3 separate regions of the Mus musculus genome follow, and all the other regions are linked to region 1. A link is a loop called in an ENCODE intact Hi-C map of the cell type or tissue named here. Cell type or tissue: left cerebral cortex. All regions are shown on one strand.

Region 1 (8,000 bases):
AGTTAGAGAAAGGACTGAAGAACCTGAAGGGATTTGCAACCCCATAGGAAGAACAACAAAATCAACCAACCAGACCATCCCCCAGAGCTCCCAGGGACTAAACCACCAACCAAAGAGTACACATGAGGGGACCCATGGCTTCATATCTTCCTAGTCTTCCTGATTTCCCTCTGAACCTTAAGTGCCTCAGAAGGTGGAGGCTCCATCTGTTAAAGTTTCTTTAGACTTACTACGGATGTTGAGCATATCTACTAACATCAAAAGAGTCTTAGCCTGTCTGGACTAAGGGGATGTCTTTTCTATTCCTGCACAAACATCATGACCAAGAAGCAAGTTGTGGAGGAAAGGGTTTATTCAGCTTACACTTCCATACTGCTGTTCATCACCAAGGAAGTCTGGACTGGAACTCAAGCAGGTCAGGAAGCAGGAGCAAAGCCCACGGAGGAATGTTACTGGCTTGCTCAGTGTGTTTTCCTGTAGAATCCAGAACAGCCCAGGAATGGCACCACTCACAATGGGCCCTCCTACCCTTGATCACTAATTGAGAAAATGCCTTACAGCTGGATCTCATGGACACATTTCCACAAGGGAGGCTCCTTTTTCTGTGATAACTCCAGCTTGTTGACACACAAACCTAGCCGGTACAGGGGATATGATCTTGCTTGGAGACTTAAGGAAATCTAGAAGACAGATGTCAATACTTAAGACATCAAATCACATAAACAATAACAGATATAGTCAATTGTCATGATTAAGATTAGCACTTAAAATGGCAAGGCCATGATTGTGTGCTAACGATGTTAGTGAATGATTAAACAAGGCAGAATCAGACAGATTTAATTTATGCTTACAAATGTTAGTGAATTGAGGACACATTGTTCTTGTGCTGTTGCCAAAATATTGAGTGTGATTAGGTCTTGTGATATAGCCACCTTCATCTTAAGTTTTGAGTTTAAAAAATGAGATGCTAAACTAAAAACCATTTAAAATACTGAAAGCAATGTGTCTTTTCTTCTTATAGGGATACAGAGTCTTGTTCTGTTGTTCAGGCTAGCTTCAGGGCTTGATTCAACTCAGTGATATCCAGCCTCAGCCTTTGGTATAGATGGGGCCACAGGCATGTGCCTCCATGCCCACTTTTGGATTTTTTTCCATTCTAGAGTTGTCTAAACACCTCATTCTAGAAGAATGAGTCTTTACAAAGAAGGAGAAGTGTCAGGTCATCTAGGACTGGACTCTCTGGAGCCACAAGAAACCTCTTTCACAAGCTATCCCAGGTGTTGCTCTTGTGGAAAGCTGTCCAAGACTTAAAATCAGGAAGTGTGGATTCAAGGGCTGCTTTTCAACAGCATAGTTAAGATATAGATATTCATCTCTTAATTTGTTTCTGTTATTCCTCACACTTCAGATTCACCTTGTTCAATGCCATTATGATCATAGACACCAGCAGTATATTTTGTCACTGTTTTTTTTTTTTTAGGTCAACTATGTAGTCTAGGCTTGACCTTGAATTCCTGATCTCTTGAAAACCTCCTGGGGCAGAAATTACACATGCACACTAACATCGACTGTAACAGCATCTTTTGTTTGCAAGGAACCCGTAACTGATAAACGTGTGCTTAAGCATTTGAAGAGTTGAGTGTGACTAGTTGTAGGGTAACATTGGCCCCCTGGCTCATGCCTCACTTGGCATCCCCTGATCTACAGTCTAGGAGGGAAGTCATCCCCTTTAGCACAGACAGGAGGATTTTTACCAAAGGCCACGAGGCTTCTTGCATTGAGCAAATGGTCACCTCAAAGCAACTGCTTTTTTTCTTTATTTTAGCAGCTTTACCTTCTAAGTACAGAGGTTTCTTCCCACTTCCTGTTTGTTCCCTTGTTTGGACAGATGCAAGATTTTGGTCTCAGGACTCAGAGCTTTGTTTTAGATGAAGAGAGGCTTCAGAAATCTCTTGGGTAGGGAATCCTTGTGTTAGGAGACTCTAGCTTTGCCTAAATAATATTTCCAGCTCCACAACTACTCAGACACTTCTAGAACTTGGAAATCTTTGTCACTTCGGATGGCAGGCTCCCACACCCCCAAATCACTTAATTGACTCTTCTTGCCCATGTACGACACTAATGGAAGTTTAGTCCTGCCTTATAGGAAAGCCTGCCACCAGGGCAGGAGGATTCTCTCAGGTTGTAGCTGCTGCTTCCCACAGCAAAAATCTGCACGAAAAAAATTCACCATTCCATCTTCTAGATGAATGTTGCTTTCAAGGTGATCTACAGGAATGGACCCATTTTTTGCTTTGCTACATGGATCCAGATGTTTTGTCTCCTGACAGTTTGCTCTCTAAACAGCATAGTATGCAAACTGACCAGCATATTTGAGTATGCTGAGTAACCTGATTAGCTAAACCAACAGACTTACTTCTAGACAATAGAAAATCGTGGAGTACTGCAGGGATTGCCTTACAAATCTCTCATGAATTTAAAAAAAAATACCTTGAATGTACCGTGTAATAAAGATTATTGGATAAATAAAACTGCCAGTGGCCAAAACCTCTCCTTCTGTAAGATGTGACTTAGGAAAATTAGAATGTCAAGAAATTGTAAAAGTTAGGAATGATAGCTTCTGAGAGAATCTTTGGGTCCAACCAACAGTACTGTGGTGGGGACAAGTCACAACACCAGTGTACAGGTATAATCAGGGATGAGTTTAATGTAGACAAAGTAGAGTCAAATACGTCTTGTCTACATGGACAGAAATATCCTCATAAAAATTATGAATACCATATTTACATATCCATACCATATACACTCAGAGTCTCTCTAGGTTAGGGAGTGAGAGAAAAAACAAAACAAAAAACCCTGCTCGTCCATACACACAAACGTTTTACCGCGTAGTTCTCGCTCCCACTTCATTTGCTAGCGCACCGGAAGGTTTACCTTTCTCTACACTGAGAAGGTGAAGCCGGGCGGAGTCTACCAGCAGCCTCACCCAGCGCCAGTCTACCAGGCGGCCGCCGCCGCTACCCCGCCTTCCCAGCGCCCCAGGTCGCCAAAGCAACGCTTTTAGCCTGAGGCGCGGCGGGGCACGTGACCGGCGCGTCACGTGACCGGTCAGTCGGCGTCCTCTCGCTGGGTGGTGTAGGCTGCGCGCTGACCCAGCGGCCCTGCTGCGTCCGGCCCGGGTCATGCAGGAAGCGGGCCGCGCGTGGAGCTCCGCGCCCACCTGAGCTGCTCGCGCCGAGGTGCGGCGTGGCGGGGCCGCGCGCTCCGGGCCACCAGGGGTGTGGCCGCTGGGAGGCCGCGACAGGTGGGTGCGCGGAGGTCTCGGGCCGGGGAGAGGCCGCGTGCTGCGGGGCGGGGTCCGGTCACCCTATCGGCGGGCGGCCGAAGGTCTCGGGCTCTCTCAGGTGAAGTCCTGCCCGGGCTGGGCTGTGAGGGCGCGCACCGGGCAACCCTCCCTCCCTGCCTCTGCTTCAGTCTCCGCGTCCGTCCGAGATGGAAGTGTGGATTCCTGGTGTCTGAGTGCCTGACGTGGCGTCTGGACGGTGCTGCTCTAGTAGAAGCGCTGGAGGCAAAGCGTAGGTAGGCTGCTTTACATTTTAATCGCCGCCCATTTGCTCGTCTTTAAAAATGTTTTTTTTTTTTTTTTGGACTCCTTCATCTGAGTCAAGTTTTTTTAAATAGGGAATTTATTAGGGGAGGATTATAATGGCTCACGTTCTTCTCACGTATCTTTAACGCAGCTAAACCTCCCTTAAAAAGAAAACACGCTTCTCTGAAAGCCCATTTGAAAAAAAAAAAAAAAAAAAAAACAACAACAAAGGAAGAAAGAAAGCCAGCCCTTTTCTGCTTCTTTGTCTCCCCCACGTAAAGACACACAGTGGTCATACAGCTGTCAAGATTTATTATGAAGTGGTTTTTTTTTTTTTTTTTTGTCGTTTTATGTTTTTGTTAATTTGATGATGTCTCAAGATACGTATGAAGTATGGCCCTTCCCATTATTTTTTTTTTTCTTTATTTTGTTCGATTATATGTTATGCAATTAGAGAAATAATAAATATATAACTTATCTCTTGGAAAAAACAGCAGTATTTCTGATCAGCCCCAGGAGGGACTGCAATCGTGCTTCTATATAGTAGACTTCACATGTACTTGCTTGGTTAGTTACTCAAAATGGGAGTGGAATACTTCATTTAGAATACTCAAATCACGTGCTGTGAAAAAGAATGTATGAACTATACATGGAATGATGTGGACACTTTTTTTTTTAAAAACTAAATGTTGAAAATCTGAAGCAAGAAAATTTTGCATTTTGAGAGATTCAGTGTGTGAGACCCTATGTTCAATAAAATCAAACGAAATATCCTGTTGGATGCAGTGAATGAGGGTATGCAGAGTGTGAAATTACTGAGGAAGTTAAAATAAAGAGCCATGTGTACTTTCCTAACTTCTTGTTTCTGGAGACTTTATTGATAAGAGATGTACTGAACTTTGATGTTAGCAGGGAAAATCGCTGGGCACGGTGGCGCACTGTGATCCTGGCAGTGGGAAGATAGAGGCAGAGAACACATTTTAAAAAGTTTGTCCTTTGTGAGGAGGTGGCTGTTGGTCGTCTAATGTCTGTGACACCCAGGTGAGGTACATTGTCTTTTCCAAGACAACTCCCTCCTTTACCTTCTCTTTAAGTATAGGCAGACGATGAAACTGTGTTGCATGTCTTGGCTACATCCAGGATTGTCAGATGAAACACACGATTCACAATTAAATATGAATTTTAGGTAAACACAAAATATGTGGAATGTACCTAAACTAAAAACAAATTTATCATTTATTTGAAGACAAGGTTTCCTTGCTTCTTGTTGCTAAATGTGAGTGTTTTAAGTCCAGCATGGCTATGTCATTTAAACCAGCATTAGGAGAAATTAGTTCAAGGCCCAGACAGGATGGAATAGATTCTCTTGTTAAGCTTCCCTGTTGGGGGCTGCAGATGTGGTTCTGTAACAGGGGGAACGCGTAGCACGCACAGGGCCTTTGTCCAGTCTCGGATAACAAAACAATCAACCAGTGGGAGCGAGAAATGAAGAGCCCTCTTTACTGTTGGGTGAGCCATCTGCTTGAAGGGCATCTTCTGTCACAGGAGTTCTGTCCCTCTTTTTCCTCTACCATGTTCTGTTTCTTCACTTTTCTTTCTGAGGATTAAACACAGGCTCTCACACAAACCAGGTAACTGCTCTGTGACTGGTTCTGCAGCCCACAGCCCGTTGTTTATAACGTCCCACGTGAGTACTGATTTCATGTCCCCTCTCTCTCCATTTCTCCCTCTGCTCCCACAGCTTCCTCTGAAACATATGGCCTCTTAGCCTCGTAGTCTTTATTATTGTTTTACATACACACATGAACACATGAATTCTGTTCCTTTAGTATTTCTTGTATGTATATGTGGTTAAGGCTGACCATTTGGGATTGGAGGATTGGGTAACCTATCAGGGAACTTATCCCTGGAGAAGATTGGTTTGCTCTCTCTCAGCAGCGATTAATTGCCTGTAGCTCTTCTTCCAAGGGTGGGGTCTTGTGAGATTTCCCTCATCCACATTGTTATATCAAAAGATGCTGCCATTGTTCAGGTCTTCCCTAAGAAACCTTACTGATGAGATTTTGTGGCTGCAGTGTCCCTGTCATACAGAAGACACTATCATGTAGCAGACAACCTGGGCATCTGGCTCCTCCATCTTTGCTCTCTGTCTTCTGATCTGTTCCCTGAATCATTGTGGTTGTGTTGTAGATCTATCAGTTAGGGCTGTTGTTCACCCAACAGCCCGTTATCTGCAGTTGGCTCCCCTTGTGGCTTTCTGTACTGGCTCCTGTCTGTCACTTTAAGAAGCTTCTGTGATAAGGAGGGAGACCTATACTTATTTGTGAGTATGATGGTATTTACAATGCAGTTAGAAATTATGCTGATTTACTAGAGCAGGTCCTTCTCTAGGGTCATAGACCTCACCAGTCAGGGGTAGTTGGTTAGATTTATAATATGAGACATTTTCCTCTCCTGTTGAGCTTGCTTTAAGTCCAAATAGATAGCTATTGGTTACTCTCAGCATCCAAGTGCTGGTTCCTTAGTTACTTTGCTATTGCTGTTAAAAGACATCATGACAAAGGGAACTTGTAAAAGAAATCATTTAACTTAGGACTTGCTTACAGTTTCAGAGGGTGAGTTTGTGACCATCATGGTGTACAGCCTGGCAATAGCTGAGAGCTTACATTTGATCCATAAGCACGAGGTAGGGGCGGTGGGGGTGGGGATGGAGGCTGTGGGGGGTGGGGGCATAGGCAGACTGACTGACTAGGCATGGTGTGGGTTTTTGCAACCTCAAAGTCCACCTCCAGTGACACACTTCCTCCAACAAGGCCACACCTCCTAATCCTTCCCAAAACAGTTCCACAACTAGAGACCAAACATTCAGATATCTGAGCCTATAGGGTCATTCTCATTGAAACCACCACATCTCTGTTGCACCTTTTGGAATATCTTGTCTTTCTGGTCATTGCTGTGGTTTGTAGGTGGTACAGTTGGATAGTATTGTTGCATCATTTCCCTCCATTGGCAAATTGCATAGCACCTTCCAGTACTGTGAGAGCTAGTCCTTAAGGAAGAGGTCTTCACAGCTAGCCTAATTCCTCCAAGTCCTGTGTCAGAAATATGTGCCTTCTTTAGCAAAATGGAGTTACTTTCAAACTTTGGGAGGTGATCAAGAGCAATGGCAATAGCCTGCATTGTTTTGGTAGTCTCTTGGGCTCTCCTGACTAACCACTCCAAAGGATTCTTTCATGATTGTCACTGGAATTTTTGTTAGGTAGTCTGTAGTTTTTGAGGGGGAGTGTTGTTACCCCAAGTGGAATAACTTTGTTTAAGTACACACATATATATGCACATGCATTTCTACACATTATATGTATTTTATGTATTATGTGTATTTTAAGTAAACAAAATAATCTGCTTTCCCATGGCTTTTTCAAATGTCCCTGTGTGATTTATTTCTCCTCCCTCTCCCTGTGGATTGTCCTCGTTTTCCCAGGAATGTTTGTTGATCTTCTCTTTTTTTACTATTGATCTGCATGTCTATTTTTGAGCCAAGATCATGCTGTTGTATTATGATAGCTCTGTAATATACTTGAAATCTGGAGTGGCAATCCCTTTGATATCATTCTTTTTGCTCAGAATTGCTTTATTTTGTAGGATCTTTTGTGGTTCATATGAATTTTAGAATTTCCCTCCTATTTCTGTAAAGAATAGCGTATGGGGTTTTTATTGAGATTACATTGAATCTGTAAATTGCTTTGGTAGAATGGTCATTTTCACAATATTAGTTCTACCAATATATGAGCATGGGAGATCTTTCCATTTTTTTAGTGTATTTCTCATTCTTTTTATTCAGAGTTTTGAAGTTGTTATTGTAGAGGTCTTTCACCTTGTCAGGTTTATTCCTAGACATTTTATTTTCTTTGAGGATAATGGGATTTTGTCCATAACTTCCTTTTCTAAGTATTTGTTATCGGTGTCAGAACAGCTACTGAACAGATAGTGGTGGTGTATACCTCTAATCTGAGCAATGGGAGCTAGAGGCAGTTGGATCTCAGTTTGAGGCCAGTCTAGTCTACAGAGTGAGTTCCAGGGCAGCCAGAGCTACACAGAATCCTGTCTTGGAAAACCAAAACCAAACACACACACACAAAACCAATCAACCAACCAGCCAACCAGCCAACCAAACAAACAAATAAGAAAGGCTACTGAATTGTGTAAGGAGATCTGTATCCGGCCATTTTGCTGGCCATTTTTCTGGAAGGCTTGATTATTTCTACAAGTTTTCTGATGAAATTTTGAGATCTCTTATGTATAGTGTATCCTCTCTGCAAATGGGTAATTTGACTTCTTTTCCTCTTAGTACCCCTTTAATTTCCTCCTCTTGTTTTATTGCTCTAGCTAGTGTTTTGAGCACTATATTGAA
Region 2 (8,000 bases), 67 kb after region 1:
GGTTTGCCAGGAACCACCATCTGGCTGTTTCTGCTAATACCTTTATAACCTCATTACCCTGATTTAATATGTGAAGTTTCTGGAAAGTGAAGTAGCAAGACATCTGTTGCCAGCTATAGAGCAAAATTATGTTTTCCATACAGTGACACCGTTTGCAAACTAATTTCCTAAGATGCAGAAACTACACATATTAAAGGCCTTGCCGACTCCTCTGAGTAAAATAAGCATGCTTTGCCTAAATATGTGGAAAGAAATAGTACTTGCTTGCCCCCATGAGTGTGGGAGGGGCTGGTCTCCAGTGGCCTGCCCATACCCTTCCTTCCCTTCTTGCCTCCCTCTTACCTTAGGGGTGTTGTCCAAGTCCAAACTCTTCTTCCCAACTCTCTTCCTGTACAGCATCCTCGTCGGTCTCATCTGACCCCAATGCTGTGCCTCCCTCAGTTTCCCTTCCCAGTGCCAGCCGTTACATTTCTTACTGTTGGATCAGAAAACCTGTTCCTGACACAAGTAACCCATTACTCTAGCCAGGCTGGGCCAGGCCCTCTTCAGAATAGTAGTTCTACCTGTTGCTCAGCTGTTGGAAAACATTTCTGTTCTCAAAAGCCTAAGTTCATGGAGGTTAGTGGTTGAATCCAAGATGGTTCCTTAGAAATAATGACTGCTTTAATAATTCTCACTCAGTGCTCTGAGAGTACCCAAAAGAAAGGAATTTGCAGAACCATGGTGAGTTTTAAGTGCATACAAAGTACTTGGTCTCTGCTCAGTTTCCAAGAGAGGGTGGGAGGGTGTGGCTGTTGTGCATGTGACTTGAGGGTGTGATTTCACTAGCAAGCAAGCCTTTTAAGCCACTGTAGTGTTTTGGAGGTGAGAGTGCTTGTTTTGGTTTACATAGACGTTTTCCCTCTAATGTCTTATGTTCTGGAAGGTGTCTTTATTGTTGCCTAAATTTTATCTTTGAAAGTTTGAAGTCTTCCCTAAAAATGCCTATTTTGTCATTTTTTGTATCGTTCTTCCCTTTCCGTTGCCAACTGCCATCCTGACGTTGCTGCTGTGGTAAGCTGACGTTCAGCTAATCGTGATTTTTCTCATTCGTGCTTGTGTGTCTCTGTGCTGACAGTCACTTTTACGGTTTTCATTTCTGAACTTTGGTTTGTGGAGGAATTGGCCTTCTGGTGCAGCGCCATCTTCCCTCCTAGAGCTCCTCTTTTCACTGACTAGTTCCCTTCCACCACAGGATCTGCCACTGTGAAGGGGATGACGAGAGCCCTCTGATCACCCCCTGTCACTGCACAGGGAGCCTCCATTTCGTGCATCAGGCTTGCCTGCAGCAGTGGATCAAGAGTTCTGACACACGCTGCTGTGAACTCTGCAAGTACGAGTTCATCATGGAGACCAAGCTGAAACCTTTGAGGAAAGTACGTGAGAAGGGGGTGGGTGCTCGGCAGAGTCGTCCTTTCAGACTGTACCTGGGCAGCTGTGTTCACTGCTTTAGAAATTGAGGCTGGAGTGCTTGCTGTCGAGCCTTACTTCTGATGGTAATGGCTCAGGTCTGGCCTTCCTTCATGCTGCTTCTCTTTCCATCACACTGACACTGTTTTCTTCTTGCTCTTCTCTCCTTTGACCACCAACTATCTTGTGACATCTTGCTCAGCATTTAATTTCTTATATGTCAGCTGTTTTGTGTCTCTTGTTAGGACACTTAGTGATGAGTATCTCCAACACTGAGTCTAGTTCAGCACAGTTTGTATGTCTGTGCTAAGTATTTGCTAGCTGAAAGGATTACTACATAAGGAGGTCCCCCAAGTCACTGCTGCCTTCCCATCCATACTTGTCAGTTTCATACTTCTCTCTCTGCCCAGCACAAAAGATCATATTTGGAAGGAGAAAAAAGGCTCCTACTGTGCCAAAAGCATTAATATATAAGTTGCTAGGGAACTTATTATTATGGGGCCGATTAAATGCTAAGTTAGCTGGCAATGGAGCACACAGAAAGAAGTGCTCCTCGTGGGGCAGTCTCATGGGAGGAGGGGCATTGTAGATGGTTTGGCTTGGGGAGTGCTTCTCCCCAGTGTGTATGATTTGCAGGCAGAGTGAACAGGCTTTAACAGGCAGGGGCCAGATTGCCTGTGGAGAAAAGTATCCACTGAGGTGGTGAATGTGAGCACTGCGGGAGTGTAAAAGGGTTGAGCCATGGGTATCTTAGGAAAGAGTGAGAACCAGGCACAGAAGACACAAGGTGCTGATTCAGGAACCGTGCTACTTCTGAAACCCCAACAGAAAGCAGTTGGATGTTAGAGAAGGCAGGTGCAAACTGCTCAAGAAAATGCTCTGCCTGGTCAGAGGCTCCTGGGACCTACTTGGTGTAATCTGTCACATGATCCTGTAACACTTGGATAGTATAGATCACTAATGAAGCTCTGTTTGCAACTTAGCCTGATAGTCTATACCCGTCATTAGCAGAAGATAAGCAAAATGTTTACACTTTCTTCTTTCTACTTTTCTGTCTTCTGATTTGGAAACCAGTAAATGACTAGGCCAGTGTGTCCGGATAAGTTAATGACCTCCTAGAGGGATGGCACTGGCAGAGCTGCTTGTTAGGAACTCTTTTTTTTTTTTTGAGACAGGGTTTCTCTGTGTAGCTCTGGCTGTCCTGGAATTCACTCTGTAGACCAGGCTGGCCTTGAACTCAGAAATCCGCCTGCCTCTGTCTCCCGAGTACTGGGATTAAAGGCGTGCGCCACCACACCTGGCTGTTCAGGATTTTTTTTTAATTAGATATTTTCTTTATATACATTTCAAATGCTATCCCGAAAGTTCCCTATACCCTCCCTCTGCCCTGCTCCCCTACCCACCCACTCCCACTTCCACTTCTTGGCCCTGGCATTCCCCTGTACTGGGGCATATAAAGTTTGCAGTACCAAGGGGCCTCTCTTCCCAGAAAGGATGGACTATCCAGAGACTACCCCACCCGGGGATCCATCCCATGGTCAGGAACTCTTAAGCATCGGTTTCAAGCTGTTGCTACCAAAGTAGCAGAGGACCAAAGAGTGAGAGCCTTCTGCCATTCCCCTTTCCAGCACCGATGAGACCCGTTCCTGGTGTGCTGTGGTGTCACCAGTTAGCACAGACCTGACCCTAGCAGCTGCGGCTCAGCTGCCGTACTCCTTTTGTCAAGTCTTCATTGTCTGACTGCAGGAGTAAGAAACTAGCTCATGGGAGGCCACTGCTCGTCTCAGTCCTGGCTTCTCTTCATTGCACAGAAAGTTGGCTTTGTCCGCTATGTCATTGAAGCCAACTGGCTTAACGTAGTTTTGTGTGTGTGGGGAGATTGATCTGGCCTAGGAGAGGGAGGGAAGGAAAGCCTCTCGTAGCCATGGGCAACGCTCACTGCTTCCCATTGTGATCCTTTGCTCTGAAGCTGAGCCTCATATCCCTGTGTTGTCTTCCAGTGGGAGAAGTTGCAGATGACTGCCAGTGAGCGCAGGAAGATCATGTGCTCAGTGACCTTCCATGTCATTGCTATCACCTGTGTGGTCTGGTCCTTGTATGTGCTCATTGACCGCACAGCAGAGGAAATCAAGCAGGGTCAGGTAACAGGTGAGTATATGGGCCGTGAGGTGAGTGCTGTACACAGGTCCTGGGGACTGAGGTTCTGGGGTTTAGAGCTCTGTTTCCTGAGAGAGCAGAGTAAACTACATTGAGAACACTTCCTGCTCCTTTTGGGGAGGGAGGACTTGATGAGTCAGAAATGTACAGAGTGGTTGTGGGCGTTCAGAAGCTCTGTCCTGCTTCCTTCTGACATGAGACCTCCTGATGAGCTAACTGAGTCTCCCCTGCAGGAATCCTAGAGTGGCCTTTCTGGACGAAGCTGGTAGTTGTGGCCATCGGCTTCACTGGAGGACTTCTCTTTATGTATGTTCAGTGCAAGGTGTACCTACAGTTATGGAAAAGACTCAAGGCTTACAATAGAGTGATCTATGTTCAGAACTGTCCAGAAACAAGTAAAAAGAATATTTTTGAAAAGTCTGCACTTACAGAGCCCACCCTTGAAAATAAAGAAGGACATGGAATGTGTCATTCCACCACAAATTCTTCTTGCACAGAGCCTGAAGACACTGGAGCAGAAATTATTAACGTCTGACCATGTGAGGGTGTCATTTCCTTGATGTCCACCAACAGCTGAAGGAATTTGTCTGCTGCCAGTTGTGTTCCTTCTTTCTGTCGTTTAATAGCATAGACTGGGCAGGTGACTATTTATAGTGGCCTCTCTTTTTCTCAACCCTCCTTGGTGTGAATGTCCTAGAATTCTTGTGGGGCAGGTACCACTGGGTTCCATTCTGCCAGGCTTCTCTGTGGTCTGGGAAGGTGGGAGACCCCATGTATCCATGACAAGGAGCTGGCTAAGTTCCAGCCCCTGGTCTTGAATAGATTATGGAAGTAAAAAGCTAAAGCAGAAGACAGAGCAGCATGGGGAGAGGAGGCGGGTGATGGAGGGTCCCCAGAGGACAGAGCAGCATGGTGCGGGAGGGCTGCTGCTGCTGGGAGGGGTCCCTCACACTAACGAGAGCTAGGAGTGGCAAGGGAGCAGTGCCTCCAGACAGCAGCCCTGCAGCCCCTGCCTTGCTCAGCTGATGCCACCACCTTGCTCGGGGGGCAGACAAGGCCTTGGGCTGTGTCTGCTGGTGTGTGACTCACTGAGAAAACAGCACTTTATGAGAGTTTTTATTTTGGAATTCCTGTGTTTAATGGGAGTGACATGTTTAAACACGTGTCACATTTAGAAATGTTCTCTTTATTGCCTGTTATCTCTTTGCATCAAAATCGAACTGAAACCATTTCTGCCTTATATATTCTGAGTAGTAGATGTCCTTCCATGTCCAGAAAAGACTTCAGACTTTAAGCAAGACAGACAGGTCTGAGACTCCATGGGAATTAATGGATGCTAAGAGTGTAATTCCTCTGGTTTTGAGCCTGTTTCCTGAAAAGTCCTATCTCACAAGCTCACCCATACATTTCTTTGTTGTGAGCGTTGAAATGAAAGGGTTTTGAGATGTAATGAATCTGAATCAGGGTGAGCATTTAAAAAACGCTCCTTTGACTGACAGATGTCTCCAGATGGAGTGGGTACACATTGGGGACACTCCTGTGATCCACCTCTGCTGTCCCCTGTGCTGACAAAGTTCTGTGGAGTCATTGCTGAGGGCTGGGAGGTCAACAGACCAGCTCTGGGATGAGGTCTTGGGTGAGCAGTCAGCTAATTGCATCGCCATTGTGTCACTGACCTGGCCTCATACCCACTTATTGCCTTAAGCAGACTTGACAGGATCACTAGGGTCCTTAGCTCCAATGTGACCTATTCTGTCTTGGGGTTACCTCCTGCGCGATATTTTCACAAGACAGACAAAATCAAATCACTACTGCTAAGTGGCCATTGCCCCTTTAAAAAGTTTGTTGAACATTTTTTTTCTTGAAGGCCATTGTCAAAGTGCCAGGCAATAGTCAACTTACAATGTGACAAGAGGAACCGCAGAAGTGTACTACTCTCCAAGTGGCTGCTGTCGGCTCCAGGGTCTTCAGATTCTCTTGAGGTGGCCAGGGCAATGCCTAGGGTCCATCTCCCTGAGCTTTGGCTGCTTCACCTGTCTTCTCCAGAGACTGAGGCAAACCGAAGATGAATCTTTTGTAGTTCCTAGTAGAAGCCCCGTGCTTAGTTTTCAGAAGCATGTGGAGGCTAGCTAGAAGGCTTGTGGAAGCAAGTTCTGTCCTGTTATCCCCTTGTCTACTCCCTGGAGTCATGGAGTTCAGTTGTGGAGCTGTTCTGCCAGGGCTTTCAGCCATTATCTAATGGGCCCACCCCTTAGGTCAGCCTGCCCTCTCTCTCCCAGACCACATAAGCCTCCCTGTGCTCACTGTGCCCCAAAGTGCAATTACTCACACTCAGTGAGGACACCAGGCAGCTACAGACTGCCCACTAAGCTCTGACTATTCCTTTTAGCAGCTGCTGCGGCGAGTCTCTGACCCTGTCCATCTGTCTGTGACAAGATGTTCCAACATTGGGTGGGCAGTCAAATGAAGATGGAGGCATTTGTAGAGAAGAAAGTGTCCCTCAATGGGGGTTGTCTCTGCACAGCTGCCCTAGGGGACTTGTACTCCCACATAGATAGGTGGCTTTGGAAGCATGGCTTCATGTTGTTCCCTTTATTTCAGGAAGGCCTGATGCTATCTCTTCTCTGGCTTCTCTGATGAACTCTGTCCTTCATCCTTCCCCCGCTCGTTTTCCCTGAAGGTTCTCTGATCTAGTAAACAACTACACATGTGACTCAGTGCAGGAGACTGGCAAGGCACGGCTGCGAAGCATCTGGCAGAGCTCTGGGTCTGCCCAGACTCTCCTAGTCCTTGCCTCTTTGGCCTCTGAGTAATTTTGCAGGGCTATCTGTCTACCCCATTGTTCCTCACTTTGAGCTTAGATATAGTGGGAAGATGGCATGTAGCTAGACCAAGCAGATCTAGGATGAGGGAGACCTCAGGCCAGGAGGGCTTGTGCTTGTGGGTCAAATGAAGAAGGAAGTCGTCTCAGGGTGTCACTGGCAGCCCTCTAACTTGGCCTTTACCCCGTATGTCATAGACCCATTCGCACAGCTTTGACTCTAGCTGCCACAAGTGAGTAGTTGAGGGTTATGCTCAAGTGTATCACAAGATTTTCCTGGAAATGTAAACATTCTCTTAGTCTAGGTCTCTCTGTCTCTCCTTTCTGGCTTCAGGACACTCTTCGTTAAGTAGGCTTAGTTTTCAAACCTGTGGGTATGTCCAAGTGGACACAGATGTGCAGGCTCAGGCGGTGGGGGATAGGACAGTTCAAGGCCTGGGGTAGTATCTAAGTGACAGAGGGGAAAGGCTGTGTGGGCAGGGTGAAGAGCTGTAATCTTGTGGGTGTGGTTAGATGCACATGTATATATTTCATTCTACCTGTTCAAATCTGGTTTGGAATAATGCAGCTTATAGCTGCAGCTCAAGGAAAGCCCAAAGCATAGGGAGAGAAAAGGCACTTGTCTCTGTGTCGGGAGTGAGTGACGAAGGCATGTAACTGGTGCACATTTAGATGCAACGTTTCAAGTTGATTGTTAATAAAAACCAAATTTACACTGGTGTGTGTAGTGTAGTTTCTAAAAAGCACTTCACATTTTAAATTTTTCTTGGAAAATTTCTAGTAATCTAAATGTCTAATTTTTTAATCTTTTTGTGTATGTTCATTGTTTCTCAGTATTACTGCTTGAATAATTCTCTGTACAGGGGATTTGTTTGTGCTATATACGGGGTGTCTAAAGTTAGCAATAAAGCCTTTCTTTACAAAGGAATTTTGTGATGAGAGTGTTTTCAAATGGGGAAGCTAGGATACCCTTTCCCGCCCACATATCAGTAAAGAATAATGAGGCCATAGGGAGAAGAGAGAGGGCCCAGAAGTAAGAGGAGTGGAAGTGGAAGGGGATTTGCGTTGATGCTAAGGTCCATGTGATAACTGTTTTAGTGTCTGGGTTACTTCACTTAATCCTTACAAACCTGCCTTAAGAGATCAAGCATCAGCCAGATGGAAGTAAGAGGAGGAGATGCAGATACTGATGCCCGTGCTAGCCTTCGGCATTGGGACAGATGAGGCGGGTGCCCTGTCATTCATTCGTGAAGGCAGCAGCAGAGACAAGGAAGCAGCCTGGATAGCCTTTGGCTGGCGAATGCATAATGAAGATGTGGTACTTATTTATAATGGGATTTTGTTCAGCTGCCAAAACATAAAATCTTCAGGTAAATGGATGGAGACACAATATTAAAGGACATGACCTGGATACAGACACGAGCTATGTGTTCTCATATATGAATCATAGCATAAATTCAGATCTTTAGATTTGTGTGTTTAATTTAGAATACCTGTATTGTCTACAAAAGCAGAAAGGGCCACTGGTATGGAGTGGGGGGCAAAGACCTTGTCAGTTGGAGGAGGTAGTAGA
Region 3 (8,000 bases), 86 kb after region 1:
CTCCTGCCTTTGTCACACCCCTGCAGACTCTGCAAGTCAGCCTGCTGGTCACTGGAAGAGTCTGTCTAACCTACTTTCCTCTCTTCAAGGCCAAGGGTACAAAGGTAAGCCCTCATTCTCTCCTGCAGTATATTAACATAATACATTTTACATTTACATTCAACACAGGAATGTTTCTGCAGTGATCCATTCATGTATCATATAGAACAGAAGTTCTGAGCTTCCTCCTTCATGGTTCAGAGGTTTATTTGAACCAAAATATTTGCTGCAAAAATTTAAAATATGTCACAGTCTTGTGTCCCAGAAACAGGTAAACAGGTAACACCTACCAGGACAGACAGACAGATACACACACACACACACACACACACTTGTACCAGGATAGCAATACTACAGAGCCTGGGGCAGAAGTAATCTTGTGGAAACTAGATCCGTATGTTCAATCAGTAATGAAGACTTGCTATTGTTTGATACTTGCAGTATCAAAAAATAGGTCAAAAAGACTGGGACTTCTTATTTAGCCACATCTTGTCCCCTAGGCCAGAACTTCTTCTATTTAAACTTAAAACTCATGACAGTGCCCCAAGATGGATTTAGGGGGTCACTGGACCTCATTATCTCTTCCCCCTGTGTGTCCATATTGATTAAATCTCTGTTTTTTCCCTTTCTACCTATCTCTTTTGTTTGTGTGTGGGGCTGGGTGGCCAAACCTAGTCTATCTGGGCCTCGGGAACCCAGGCTTTTACCCTAAAGCTTTGGGTACAAATGGAATTCAGAATGCATGGGTCTGGTTCTCCAGCTCCAAAGCTGGCTTACATATTTATTTTCTGCTTTCTAATTATTTTCAAAGCTAAAATGAAAGACTGGCCACAACTGACTCAGGTTCATTGTGCCTGAAAGCTGCTTAATGCTCAGGAAAGAAGCGGAAAGACCACTCTGAGAGTGAGAGAGGAGAAGTCAGACATGCAGATGCAGCTGGAGGACTTCATTTAGATCAAGTTCAACACTGGGCAAACTAGCCATTGTCATCCAGGACAGGGTTCTCCTGGAAAGGAAGAGATGGGGGGGGGGGGCTACTCTCTGCATATATGGGGGGAAAAGGGTCCTTGAAAGGTTCTTCCAATCATGTTCCAAAACCAAATTTCACTGGAAAATATTTTTAAAAAATATTTAGGGGTTGGTAATATAGCTCAGTGGAAGAGGGCTTTCTAAGACATGTGAGGCTCTGGGGCCACTTCTCAATACTGTAAACAAAGCAACTCGTGGGCTTGGTGTTTAACATGTCACTGAGGCTGTCAAAGAAAGGTGTCAAGAATGATGGAGGGCCCTGTGAACTGTTCTGGTGTGTTAGTTGGTGACAGTATAAGAGACAAGGTAGTCAGTCTGAGTCTAATCAGGAGTGGCTGTTAGATTGTTAGATTATTGCCTCATGATCTAAACCACAGCAGAACATCATCACTATCATGTGTTTGATGGGTCAGCTCAAAGTGAAGATAACCCATAAGCCACCTCCCCTGGAGTTGGTAGGGGGCTTGTCTTGGAGAACAGGCAAGGTCCTACTTCTGGGTAGCTAGGGGCAATTGCAGAGGTTTAGGTCCCTCTTAGTTCTAAGACATGCTTATTTCTGTGCATGGGGTGGGTGTAAGGAGTTGTTGTTGCTGGCTGTCTGCATGCCTAGAAATATGTCAGATCCCATGAAGGTCCTGATGAGTGGGGAAGGACTTTCCATGTGGATCAGGACCCCAACTTCAGTTGGTTAAGTAACCCCCAAAGTCATGTAGGCAGGAAGTTAGGCCTGAATGGTATGTGTTTGGAGTCTCCATGTGGGCTGGGTACCTAGACAGGGTGAACAGAGGCAATGGAGGTTACATGAACAGCTGGAGATGGAGGCCCAGTGGTGCTAGCTGCAATGGGGAGATGGGAGTATGCTGAGGGTTGTTGGGACTCTCAGCAAGCAAAATAAAATCTAGCACGGTAATGCCTGGAAGATTCCATCAGATGCAAGCCGATTTGGTTTAAACTCTATCCGACTCAAGACAAGATCAGCCTTGGAACTGGGGATGAGGGCTTGAGCCTGCAAGTGAAAGTCAGGAAAGACTGGCTTGGGAAAGTGTGTGAGGGACAGGTAGTGCCTATGTTTCTAATTAGCAGTAAGTTCTACCTACACAAAGTCTACTTCTTTCTCTAGTTTCCTCACCTTTGCAAAGCAGATGACAGTTGGGTGACTATGTGTAGAACACACCTATCACAGGGAATGTCAAGTAATTATTGATATGGACATTGAACACAACACTGACACTGTGTTTGCAGATGTGAGGATTGTGTAGATGCAGCCCCTCCTGTGACTGCATGTGGCTTGCACAGTGCCCAAGATCCTCCTGGATGCTGCAGCCAGAAAAATGAAGAAACTACTGATTTCACACAATCAATCAACCAGACAAGCCAGTAAAAGTCTGGGGACCAGCAAGCATTGGACAGCAGGAAGTGGCTACTGTGGAAAGACTAGGTCTTCAGCAAGCTGGCCTACCTGTACTTCCTGTTCTAAACTGAGCTGCCGCTCTAGGCTGCACTCCACCATCTCTGTGGTCACTGGGAGCTTCGGGGGCAACGCTGTGCAGCGCTTGATGAGTACTGGGTTGCAGCCATTCAGGAACTGGTAGCCAAACATGAGGTCTTCCTGCCAGTGGTTCTTGACTCGCTCTGTGGAGAGAATGACCTCTAGATAGGACCGCTGGGCAGGATCCCACGATCCTGCAGGAGGACAAATCTTTGTAGGTATCGGGATCTTCTCACTTGCCATGTCCCTACTTGCTGTGTCCCTACTCATTGCTGAGTCAGGCTATAGAGCTAGTTTTCCTAGAGCTATGCCTTAGTGAACAGTAAGATTTCCAGGCACTTGCTCTTCTCAAGGTTTCCGGTCCTTCCGCCCAGCATGAAAAGAGAGGGGAGAATGTTGATCCCTTGTTCTGAGGTCAGCATCTTTAACCATTCCTGCCTCTTGGAAGAGTGATGGCTGTCATGACTCTCCATCTATTACTGTCCAGGACAGTGCCAGGGCTCCAACTAAATGAACTTTGGTCTTAAGGACCCCATTGCTGTAAATTTTGTTTTTACTACTATTAAGTGTGTGTGTGTGTGTGTGTGTGTGTGTGTGTGTGTGTGTGTGTGAGCACACACACACACTCATGCACATGTGTCTCCAGAGACCAGAGACTTTGGATGCCCTGTAGCTGAAGTTAGTGGTGGTTGTGAGCCACCCAGTGTGGATGTTTGAAACTGCACTTGAGTCTTTTGCAAGAGCAGAATTGCTCAGCCATCATTTCAGCCTCCAATGCTAGGTTGATGTAGCCCAGTCCTGCCTCGGGTCTGAGCAGAAGAGCCACAAATGATTTATGTATGTAAAGAAAAAGTCCCATTGGCCTTGACACTTCTGGTGAGATGATGTCGAGGGGGTGCATGGGTTGGATGTTTGCAAGTCTCAGACAGAAAAATAAACTCTCCCGTCCACAGAACCCTCTTACCAGATATAGTGTTGCTGATTTTGACGAAGATTTTCTCAAAGTCAGCAAAGTCGTGCCAGGAAGACTGGAACATGTGCATGAAGCGGTTGATGAACAGGTTCTCCATCCTGCAAACCAGGGGACAGGTCACCTTGCCCACCCACTATGCCATCGCAGAGTGTTTTTACTTCATACTTGGGAACCTCCTCATAGCCCAGGCAGTTCCAAGAGGTAGGTGCTGGCCTTGTGGGACCAGGATAGAACTTATCCTGTGGCAGACGCTCTTCCTACTGCACCCCAGCTGTGTAAGAGACCAGGCCTATGCCCTCTGGAATGTCTCTGAATCCCACCTCTGCATGTGTTCATTCATTCCTTTGCAGAGCACAAATGATAAATGGGGCAAGACTTTAAACTTTAAAAACCTGCCCCTAGTTCATTCTTTCTGCAGCAAGGCTGCCCGTCCTAAACTTTCCCAAATAGAGCACCAAATATTACCTACGCCAGTTCTATAGACATTTCTCACTTAAACCACACTCAACTCCTGGTTCCCTGTAGGTTTGTGCCATATCATAATTCAAAATCTTTTAGTCCAACTGCAGATGTCCCCAGAGTCTTGCAAGCTCAGTTCTGTGTTAAAGTCTCTTCTGAGACTCTAGGCAATCTCTTAATTATAACCCCCATTTAAAAAAAAAAACTACATACTTCCACAAAGAATATACATTACCGTTCCACAAGAGAGGAAAGCAGGAATAGAGAGGAAATACTGGATGAAAGCAAGACTGAAACCCAGCAGGGCACACTCCAAATCCTTTAGCCCTATGCCTATTGTCAAAGGGCTTAAATGGCTCTTCCCTTCCAACTTTGCTGACTACAACATATATTTCTCTCTTTGGCTGATTCCAATCTATGTGAGCAGCTCTCCTATGTATGTATCTCTCAGCTCTGACACCTCCAATCTCTTGGTGTCTCCACTGCAGCCAAGGCCACACTTGTATAGCTTGATCAATAGCCTCTCAGAGCCTCTTGCTCTTGTGGTCTTCACACAGGGACATCCGTACCACACAGTGCCTTGCCTTAGTGGCTTTCTAAAACCATGGGGGAAGACTCCACAATCCCTTCATTCTTGCATCCTTCATGCCTCTAAAGCCAGCACCAACTGGGTACTAAGTGTTCATATACTCAAGCTTACAGGGTCATTTCTCATTCAGGTCACCAGAGTTAGTTTATATATAAATCATCTATTTATGTATGGGAATATATATATGTAAATTACTTTATCTTAACCCACTGGACTCTTGATTTCCTTACCTAGAAATGACCAACAATAGCTGTGAAAACACCCAGATGGAGCAGACTGATTTGTGGTCCTCAGCCCTGGCTGCCTGTTGGGTGTGTAGGTAGCCAAGTCCTTCTCTCTGAGACTTGTCTGTGGATGTGCTGTGTGCTGGGAAGTGCTAAAAGTTCCTGGGGGAGTATAAGGCTCAGTTGGGCTTCAAGAGTTTAGGGTTTTCTAGGTTTGTATGAGTATAAAAGTTCTCTAAGAGTCAAAGTATAACATCAAAGGTGTCCTTGCTAACCTTGGTCTGGTGCTGAAAGAGTCTACTCTTTGACAGAGTATCCATGGTTGTGCTGGCATCCTGCAGCAACTCTAGTGCAGACATGTAACCCAGAGTTGAGTGTCTCTGTTGTTTATTAGCAAAGGACTTTAGGCAAGGTCCTCAACCTTCTTATTCCTTCTCGGTTCCTCAACTGCAGAGAGGACAATATGTCCTATGGTGCTTGGATGGCCCCCATAGGCTCCTATATTTGAATGCTTAGTCATCAGGGAATGGGCCTATTTGAAAGGATTAAAAGGATTAGGAGATGTTGCCTTGTTGGAATAGATGTGTCCTTGTTGGAGGAAACTGGGGTTGGGCTTTGAGGTTTCAAAAGCCTACACCTGATCCAGGTCTTTCTCTGTGTCTGCCTGTGGTTCAGCATGTAAAGTTCTGAGCTACTTCTCCAGCATCGTGTGTGCCACCGTGCTCCCCACCAGGATGATAATGAACTTAACCTCTGGAACTGTGAGCAAGCTCCCACTTAAATGCTTTCTTTTATAAGAATTGCTTTGGTCTTAGTGTCTCTTCACAGCACCAGAACAGTGATAAACACATATGCCTACTTCATGGGGTCCTTAAGACAAATGAACAAGAATCTAAGTCATGGGACCAACAGTGTCATCTGAGTCACTGTTACTGTGGAACCTGCCTCTTGGCATCAGTCTGGACTCCATCTTCTGATGGACTGGCCACAGGAGTGAACTGGAAGTGGAGATGGAGTGTTGTAAGTAAGAACAGCCTCTGCTTTTAGCTGAAAGCACGGGGCTGTAGGTGCTAGAAGACTTTTGGGTCAAGGCTGTTTAGATATAAGTCATCTTGCAACTGTTCGATGAGAGACTACCTCCTGGCCTGGGTAGAGCAAACGCATGGGGAATGGTGTTCAGCTGAACTGCTCCCCCAGCCCAAGTCCTATAAAAAAGGCCTTTCCTACTATAAGAAAGAACAAATACGAGTCTTTTCTATCAGATGCTCTACAACTTGCCTTCAGGACAAGGAATTAAACTCATTTTACCATCCCTCCCCAAATAACCTTGGACTTCTATGGAAATGCTTTAATTTCCCCTTCCCCAACGAAATCTTTATTTACACCAAGGTCCATTGCTGTATTCTAGGCATTTGATGACCTGGATCAGTGACCCTTTTCCCCTTCCTTCATTTCTTGTGTACCAATTCTGTTCAGGTTGGCTCATTAAGGCCGTGAATTGGATCCCAGTCAATGGGGAGAATACAGACACTACCTGAGTTAGAATAAGCAAATACAATGTCTGTCTTGGTGTATGGCTGCCCTTCTGATCAAGAGTACAGCTTTCCTGGTCCAGACACTTGAGGTGGAATGGTGTGCTCTTTCTTTGTGGTCCTGAAGTCCTAACACTCTCCCATCCCCAGCTATCAGATGAGCCACTCATACCCTGAAGTTCTTAAAACTTACGCTTTTGAGTAGTTCAGAACAAAGTCCACTCCTTTTTCACTATCAAACTGGATATCTCGGGGCAGATCCTTGTGGCATTTGGCATCAATACTCAAAGGGAAGCCGGGGTTCCACTCCATCCATCTAGCATGAGAAAAGTGAAAACACTATGTTAGAGGTGGCCCTTTTGGCTATCCCCTGAGCTGAGGCTGCCATGTTGCAGACAAAGTTGTATATGGTGGTCTATTTCCCATTATAAGCTCAATGCACTATAAGTGGAAGTGCCAGGAATCTTTCCAATGCTGAATGGCAAACATTTGTGCCATGGCATGATCACAACAGTAGAGCTATGAGACTGGCTTATACCAAAGAGTTAGTGAGTGGAACAGATGTGCACTCATGAATAGAAAGGAGCGAGGGAGATCCTAGAGACCTCACTTAATACAGGTGACTTTGAACAGCCCCAGCCCCCAAGAGGGGTCTGTCTAGACAGTCAAAGGAAGAGGGCTTAAGGCTCCTATGCCACACTCAGCCAGTGTCAAATGTCCTGCCAGCTTGGTCAATGCACATCCTGATTCTGTGTGTGGTGGTTGGGGAAGGAGATAGTTTTCACGGTGGAATCAGAGGGCATTAAAGGAAGTGAGAAAGAACATTGGGTGCAGACCACTGAGGGAATGCCCCTATAACATCTGGCCTCCAGCCCGGTTAGAGGTAGCCACAACCAAAGTTGTTCCCTCTGGAGAGAAGCAGACACCAACTCCAGTGAGCACGTTTAAATTCTTACAGCCTTCATGCATTGAACACTTACTGAACATTCTCTGAGAACAAACTAATGAAAACAAAATCATGTTCATTCATTTGGGACAGAGAAAATAAATCAGTTTTGCTTAAACACTGAAATATTCACCCTGAGCTCAGTTTTCATGGATATTCCCGATTTTCCTTGCCATTAAAGCTCCCTTTAGGGATGCAGGTTTTGGGCATCAAGAAGTCTTCAGCACTTTAACATGACCTTGTGCTCCCACTGGTGCAGACTCCTCGTCTTCTCCTTGGTGTCTGGCTAGCCCAGGGACCCTCTTAGAAATGAACATCCCTGGAAAGAAACTGAGTGTACAAATGGGACTGATGGACTGATTGAAACTTTGATGAGTTTGTGGAGTTTGAAATATTATAGGTCCAAGAGCATTGTCGGAAATCAAGTCTCTCCTCCATAATTGGGGGTTTCTGGGTCTTTGAGGAACGTGCTTCCCCCAGTTTAAGGTTCATCAGTTTGAACAAAGAGTAGAGGGCTGATTGATAGGTCCTTGTCTCAGGGTAAATATCCTGAGCAGGCTTTCGATTTGTTGGCCAGTCCACCAGCAGGGGGCCCTTCTGCCCTACTGGTGGGAGAAATACTCTCCAGGCCTTTATGGCTTTTTCAGGTCAAGAGTGTGAGGAAAAAGCTGGATGTTTGCCTTTTATTGAAAAATTCTATTTGTGGTCCCACTGTCTATC

The links. Peaks named below come from ENCODE experiments on the same cell type or tissue, not always from the same donor. Only the 100,000 strongest peaks of a DNase experiment are listed, where the experiment ranks them.
Region 2: it touches region 1 in a loop (2.1-fold over the local background); 2 of 42 quality-filtered maps call a loop at or near these places.
Region 3: a loop joins it to region 1, with 2.4 times the contacts of the local background. A loop is called at or near these places in 3 of 42 quality-filtered maps.

The regions. Positions count from the first base shown.
Region 1 is chr6:116,334,912-116,342,911 of GRCm38, forward strand. It overlaps Marchf8 (membrane associated ring-CH-type finger 8), which reads left to right and starts at 3,111. Exons shown (of 8, transcript NM_001302383.1): 1 at 3,111-3,304; 2 at 3,475-3,579. In left cerebral cortex, a CTCF peak has its summit at 3,369; DNase peaks (open chromatin) are centred at 3,077 and 3,494; H3K4me3 peaks cover 1,991 bases; H3K27ac peaks cover 831 bases.
Region 2 is chr6:116,402,186-116,410,185 of GRCm38, forward strand. Marchf8 (membrane associated ring-CH-type finger 8) reads left to right here. Exons shown (of 8, transcript NM_001302383.1): 6 at 1,235-1,415; 7 at 3,450-3,597; 8 at 3,840-7,355. The coding sequence ends at 4,141. It overlaps Alox5 (arachidonate 5-lipoxygenase), which reads right to left. Exons shown (of 14, transcript NM_009662.2): 14 at 7,886-8,000. Among named protein-coding and RNA genes, the nearest start is that of Gm38880, 7.0 kb to the right of the region's middle. In left cerebral cortex, no CTCF peak of the experiment used is centred here; a DNase peak (open chromatin) is centred at 3,768.
Region 3 is chr6:116,420,616-116,428,615 of GRCm38, forward strand. It overlaps Alox5 (arachidonate 5-lipoxygenase), which reads right to left. Exons shown (of 14, transcript NM_009662.2): 4 at 6,528-6,650; 5 at 3,522-3,628; 6 at 2,528-2,700. Gm38880 (a long non-coding RNA gene) reads left to right here. Exons shown (of 5, transcript XR_869387.2): 2 at 1-104. Among named protein-coding and RNA genes, the nearest start is that of Gm38880, 11 kb to the left of the region's middle. In left cerebral cortex, CTCF peaks have their summits at 3,259 and 7,865 (motif pointing right); a DNase peak (open chromatin) is centred at 3,264.